2 separate regions of the Homo sapiens genome follow, and region 1 is linked to region 2. Evidence: read pairs that join two places in POLR2A ChIA-PET (ENCODE). Cell type or tissue: HepG2. All regions are shown on one strand. Each heading gives the region's core, and the rest is flanking DNA. Links, peaks and the distances in the headings are about the cores only. Region 1 has its middle 20 kb from the start of SLC25A19. Region 2 holds the start of LOC124904060 (a long non-coding RNA gene).

Region 1 (2,904 bases), core at 128-2,627, 85 kb after region 2:
TTTAAGTGACCCATCTAAAGTATATTATTCAATGTTTTTTAGTATTCACAGTTATGCAATCATCACCACAATCCATTTTATTTTATGTTTTTTAGTAGAGACAGGGTCTCACTATGTTGCTCAGGCTGGTCTCAAACTCCTGTCCTCAAGCGACCCTCCCACCTTGGCCTCCCAAAGTGCTGGGATTACAGACATGATCCACTGTGCCAGCCACCACAATCCATTTTAGAACACTGTCATACCCCAAAAGAAACCATATACCCCAGCCTGGGCAACATGGCAAAACCTTGCCCCTACAAGAAATAACAAAAATTAGCCAGCTGTGTAATCCCAGCACTTTGGGAGGCCGAGGTGGGTGGATCACCAGAGGTCAGGAGTTTGAGACTAGCCGGGCCAATATGGTGAAACCTTGTCTCTACTAAAAATACAAAAATTAGCCAGGCGTGGTTGCGTGTGCCTGTAGTCCCAGCTACTCAGGAGGCTGAGGCAGGAGAATCACTTGAACCCGGGAGGCGGAGGTTGCAGTGAGCCAAGATCACACCATTGCACTCCAGCCTGGGCAACAGAGTGAGACTCCGTCTAAAAAAAATAAAGAAACTGCTGATGTTGTCCCAGTGAAGGGAGTGGCAGAGGGCCAAGGGCGTTGAGCTGTATTTAGGAGGAGCTGGGAAGACCTGGGGTGGAGGGAAAGGCAGGTCCAGATGGCTGCAGGGCAGTGGGGGGATCTGTGGCTTTTGTTTGTTGAGATGGGGAACTAGGGGAAGAGGGGCAGGGTGGGGTGAAGCAGAGAGAAAGGCTGGAGGGTTGGATTTGAGGTGCCTGAGGACAATCATCTAGAAAGCAGCAGGGTGTGTTCACCTGGAGCTCAGGAGACAGATCTGACAGGAGATCGAGATCCAGGTGTTGTCAGTGTGGAGGTGGCCCTGAAACCATGGCCACGGGTGAGGCCTCACATACTCCAGTCCCCATAAGGAAGCACAGCCCTGAGGGCTGGGCGAGGGGAAGGCAGGAAGCACACAGGAGAGAGGCCAGAGCGGCAGGAGGTGAGCCAAGAGTCCACAGCACCAGGGACGCCACAGGGCTCCAGGGACAGGGCTGCAGGGAAATGCTCCCTGGTACCATCCTGGTCCCGGCCCTTCGTCCCCCTCTCCCCACTGCCACAAAACCTCCTCCTGTCTCTCCACCCTGCCTCTTTCCCCAGCCTGTCCAAAGAGGGCAAAGTCCAGGCTCCTGCCCCTCAGGAGCAGTGTGATGTAGGACAAAGAGCATGAGATCGCAGGCCTGAGGCCAGGGCCTTTATTCCTCGCTGTGTGACCAGGGCCCCCTTTTTCTCCTTTTTTCTTCCTTTTTTTTTTTTTTTTTTTTTTTGAAACAGAGCAAGACTCTATCGCCCAAGCTGGAGTGCAGTGATGCAATCCCAGCTCACTGCAACCTCCGCCTCCCGGGTTCAAGCGATTCTCCCACCTCAGCTTCCCGAGTTAGGATTACAGGCACGTTCCACCATGTCTGGCTGGTTGTTTGTATTTTTAATAGAAACGGGGTTTCGCTGTGTTGCCCAGGCTGATCTTGAACTCTTGGCCTCAAGTGATCCACCCACCTCAGCCTCCCAAATTGCTGGGATTACTGGCGTGAGCCATGGCGCCTGGCCACGACCAGGGCCCTTAACCTCTCACCCCCATTCCTTCATCTGTTTAAAAATCAAACCAAGGAAAATGTCCCTAGGTTGCTCTGAGGATCCAACGTGATTATGTACACGGGTGTTTTGCAACTGCAACGATTAAGTACATCGTGACAGGTGCTGATTAGGATCTTGGCATTCAAGATCTCATACAGTCTGCACCTGGTCCAATTCTCCAAGCCTTTGGCCAACCAAATCCCTTCTGAGTCTTTGCCTTTGGTCAGCATCTACCTTTCTCCCAGATCACAGGCAAAACCTCAGCTCACTGCAACCTCCACCTCCTGGGCTCAACCAATCCTACCACGTCAGCCTCCCAAGTAGCTGGGACCACAGACACACACCACCATGTCCGGCTAAATTTTTGTATTTTTAGTAGTGATAGGGTTTCACCATGTTGCCCAGGCTGGTCTCCAACTCCTGAGCTCAATCGATCCCCCTGCACTGGCCCTCCAAAGTGCTGGGATTACAGGCGTGAGCCGCTGTGCCTGGCCTGTTTAAATCTTTGATCCATTTAAAGGTATCCTGATATCGGTGTGAGAGATGGATTCAGCTCTCCTTTTTTCCAGATGGCTATACGCTTGTCCAGATAGTATTTACTCACAGGCCACCTCTGCCCCAGCCGCTGTCCTCTCCTCTCTAACTAACCTTCAGCTCCTCCTCTCTGCTCTCTGCTTATCCCCAGCCTGTCATAAGAACTAGATCTACAGACCCCACATCTCCTGAGAACCCCTTCCTGATCAGCTCCCAGGGGGCTCTTGCTCCCCTGCAGTCTCGAAATCCCAACTGCCTGCCCCCTTCCTCCATCCTCCCTTCCTCCATCCTCCCTTCCTCCATCCTCCTGCGGGCACAGTGGCTCAATTCTGTAATCCCAGCACTTTGGGAGGCCTAGGTGGGTGGATCACTTGAGGTCAGTTTAAGACCAGCCTATTCAACATGGTAAAACCCCGTCTCTACTAAAAACACAAAAATTGGCCGGGCGCAGTGGTTCACACCTGTAATCCCAGCACTTTGGGAGGCCGAGGCAGGCGGATCACTTGAGGTCAGGAGTTCGAGACCAGCCTGGCCAACATGGTGAAACCACGTCTCTACTAAAAATACAAAAATTAGCCAGGCATGGTGGCAGGTGCCTGTAATCCCAGCTACTTGGGAGGCTGAGGCAGGAGAATTGCTTGAAGCTGGGAGGCGGAGGTTGCAGTGAGCCAAGATTGCACCATTGCACTCCAGTC
Region 2 (2,904 bases), core at 312-2,811:
GCTGGGACTCTTTCTTTACTTTCCCTGTTACAGCCAGCGCCACATGGAATATCTTAGGTATGGCCTGAAGGAATAAACATTGGTTTGGTTTATTAGTTACCTGCAGCAGAATGTTTGGCTTTCAGAATTTGACTGAAGGACTCATTGTCAGACGATTTATTTTCTTTTTGATAATACTTATCTTGGTCTAATCTTAATATTCCCCACTGCTTTACTACTTGGTCCATTTGCAGCTATGCTTGATTAGTGCCCCAATTGTCAACTTTAGAACAAAGGAATAATAATCACTTGTGCCCCTCAAATGAGCTGCTGGGTTGTAATTATCCAAGAAAGGTGTCACTATAAATAATCTGTCCCAGTTCTGTTGTTTTCTGCTTTTGTTTAGCAAGTATGAAAACAGTGACCGAGCTAACCAGAACGGGGCTTTATTTTTATTTAGTTATCCACAGATCTAGGTTGTGTCCTATATTCATGGCTGGAGACGCTTCACTACACCGTTCATTGTACTACTGCCAGTTCCTCATCGTCTGATACAGTATCTCAGGGTTCTCACAGAATCTTTTACCTGCAAAATGCAGTTTGCATCAGTTTTATACTCTGCTTGCTCTAAGAAGCTGTGCACAGGGTGACTGTGAGAGAGACTTCTCTTTGACCTTCTGCGGGCACCATCTCCCTGCACTTTCTTTCCCAAACAAGATACTTGGCAGCTCAGATTCTGAAAAAGGGATTCCTTTCAAGTGTAGATTAGGACTTCAGCTCTGCTCCTTAGGTTAGTTAGAAATAATGTGGAGCTATTTCTGGAGTGCTGAGCCTTGGTCATTTATTTCATTCCTGGTGGGGACCCCAGAGTCTTGGGGATCTGCCGGGGAAAGGGAGCCTTATGCAAGAGCGTCATCCCCACCATTTCCACTGGTACACAGCTTGGAGCTGTGATCTTTCTCTGGTTACCTGAGCTTGCCGATCACAACATGGAAGTGCAGGGGGAAAGCCGCCGGTGCTTGTAGCAGTAAATGGATTGAAAAAGCAGTTCCTACATTTACTTTCTCCTGCTCTCCTGGGAGCAGATCATGGTTTAGTTTCGAGAAGAGTGCAGCAGCTCGAGACCAAAGAGTTTTGCTTTGCTTGCTCTTGACTGTGCAGTAGGGAAGCCAGCATTCTCAGAAGACCAGAAAGGATGGCGGTGGGGAAGGGAGGGAGACAGGCCTGTTTAACCGAGAAGAGACAGGTGCCATCCCCAGGGTGAGGCCTTCCTTTCAGTGGACCGTATTTGGTGCTGGAGAAGAGCCTGTGAGGAGTAAAGGAGGAAAGGCGGAGACTGAGTGGGACTCCAGCCGGTTCCTGCACGCAGTGCACACCCAGCGGGAAGGAAGAGGAAGTGTGTTCAGGAATAGCTCAGGCAGCTGTGCCATTGGCCGGCAGGCCTGTCAGTCGCCTGGGGGCCGAGGCTGAAAAGAGGAAGAAGTCGGCGGGGGGGGGCTGTTGCCTGGAAGGGAGGGAGGAGGGCTGAGCCAGGCCGAGCCAGGGGGCGTGGGGGCTGGGACAGCAGGCCGATTGGCAGGGCGGGGTTGCCTTCAATCCTGGCCACTGCTCTTAATCGTCCCTCTCCTGCTTCAGGGTGGCATTGTGTGTCCCAGAGTGCCGGAGCGAGTCCCAGAAGAGAGGCGAGGCTAAGCCCAGAGCGCTGGGTTGCTTCAGCAGGGAAGACTCCCTTCCCCCTGCTTCAGGCTGCTGAGCACTGAGCAGCGCTCAGAATGGAAGCCATCGCCAAATATGACTTCAAAGCTACTGCAGACGACGAGCTGAGCTTCAAAAGGGGGGACATCCTCAAGGTAAGTGCTGATGCCGAGCACAATGCTGAGATCGCTCTCCCTGTGCTCACCCACCTTCTTTCGCCCTGATTACACACAAAGAAGCTGTGTTTTTCATTGTACACTTTTAACATTTACCATCATATTTGTTCTGGAGAGCTTTAGATGCTGAGTAGAATATTAAATATGACTTAAGTGAGTTGGTGTGATGTGTGGTGTTTAACTGCCTTTGTGTGAATGCCTCATTTGTCTGTTGATACTGGTAATATTTCAAGTAAAGTCAAAGTAATGTGATTGTAGAAAGGAAGTATATGAGTAGATTGATTTGCCCTGTAGAGTTTTATTTTAAAAATAGCATTTTTTAAAAAGACCCAGACCTGAAGTATTTATGTAAAAGCATTCAGTTAGTCTTACTTTGTATAGCCAAAGGATTTTGCGTTCTGGAATATGATTTTGGTAGGTTAGAAATTAATTTTCCCAGTTTAGAGAGGTTGTTAGAAGTACATACCAAAACTCATTAAAGAACTTCAGTGTATTTTTATTCTTTGTGAAAAAACAAATGGAGTTCTAAATAATAAGGTGCAACCTGCTATTGTACAAGTCAGATTTCGACTTTCTTAAAAGAAACTTGAGGAGCAATTACCCCATATTAAACTCTAATTGCACGAAAAGAAACCTGCTGACAGTTTAAAAATCAGCTTCTATACCATGTGCAGCTTATTTTGAGCCCCACTATTTATGTGAGGATTCGCTCTCCCCCAGCACATGTTAATTATGTTGTTTACCCAATTGACTGTAGCAGTTTGCTCTTTTGGATGTGTAATTTATTTTAACGAGGATGAGTGTTATCAAAGAGTATGTTAACTTTAAAGGAGGAAAGGCTGAAGCTTCATGTTTGAGTGTTCCCTGTGTCTCAAGTTTTGACATTTTTCCTTCTGAGCCTTAGACTGATTGTTGGAATTTGCTACCTCATTTGTTTACTACCCCTGAATGAAATTCTTAGAATTTTATGAAGAGAAAGCAAGTGGAGATGTAGAAATATGGTTCTTTATAAAAGGACGTGCAGTCTTTTTACTTTTAAGTTATGTGGACTTAT

Evidence for each region. ChIA-PET counts read pairs that join two places held together with the same protein. Peaks named below come from ENCODE experiments on the same cell type or tissue, not always from the same donor. Only the 100,000 strongest peaks of a DNase experiment are listed, where the experiment ranks them.
Region 1: POLR2A ChIA-PET joins it to region 2 with 16 read pairs; 25 of 35 experiments call an interaction of 5 or more read pairs at or near these places.

The regions. Positions count from the first base shown.
Region 1 is chr17:75,307,514-75,310,417 of GRCh38, reverse strand. No RefSeq gene overlaps it. Among named protein-coding and RNA genes, the nearest start is that of SLC25A19, 20 kb to the right of the region's middle. In HepG2, for the core only: no CTCF peak of the experiment used is centred there; a DNase peak (open chromatin) is centred at 1,217; H3K4me3 peaks cover 1,456 bases.
Region 2 is chr17:75,392,476-75,395,379 of GRCh38, reverse strand. It overlaps GRB2 (growth factor receptor bound protein 2), which reads left to right. Exons shown (of 6, transcript NM_002086.5): 2 at 1,615-1,829. The coding sequence starts at 1,752. LOC124904060 (a long non-coding RNA gene) reads right to left here and starts at 1,317. Exons shown (of 2, transcript XR_007065909.1): 1 at 949-1,317; 2 at 1-565. RefSeq lists enhancers at 446-1,354, 1,297-1,396. In HepG2, for the core only: no CTCF peak of the experiment used is centred there; a DNase peak (open chromatin) is centred at 1,409; H3K4me3 peaks cover 2,500 bases; H3K27me3 peaks cover 301 bases.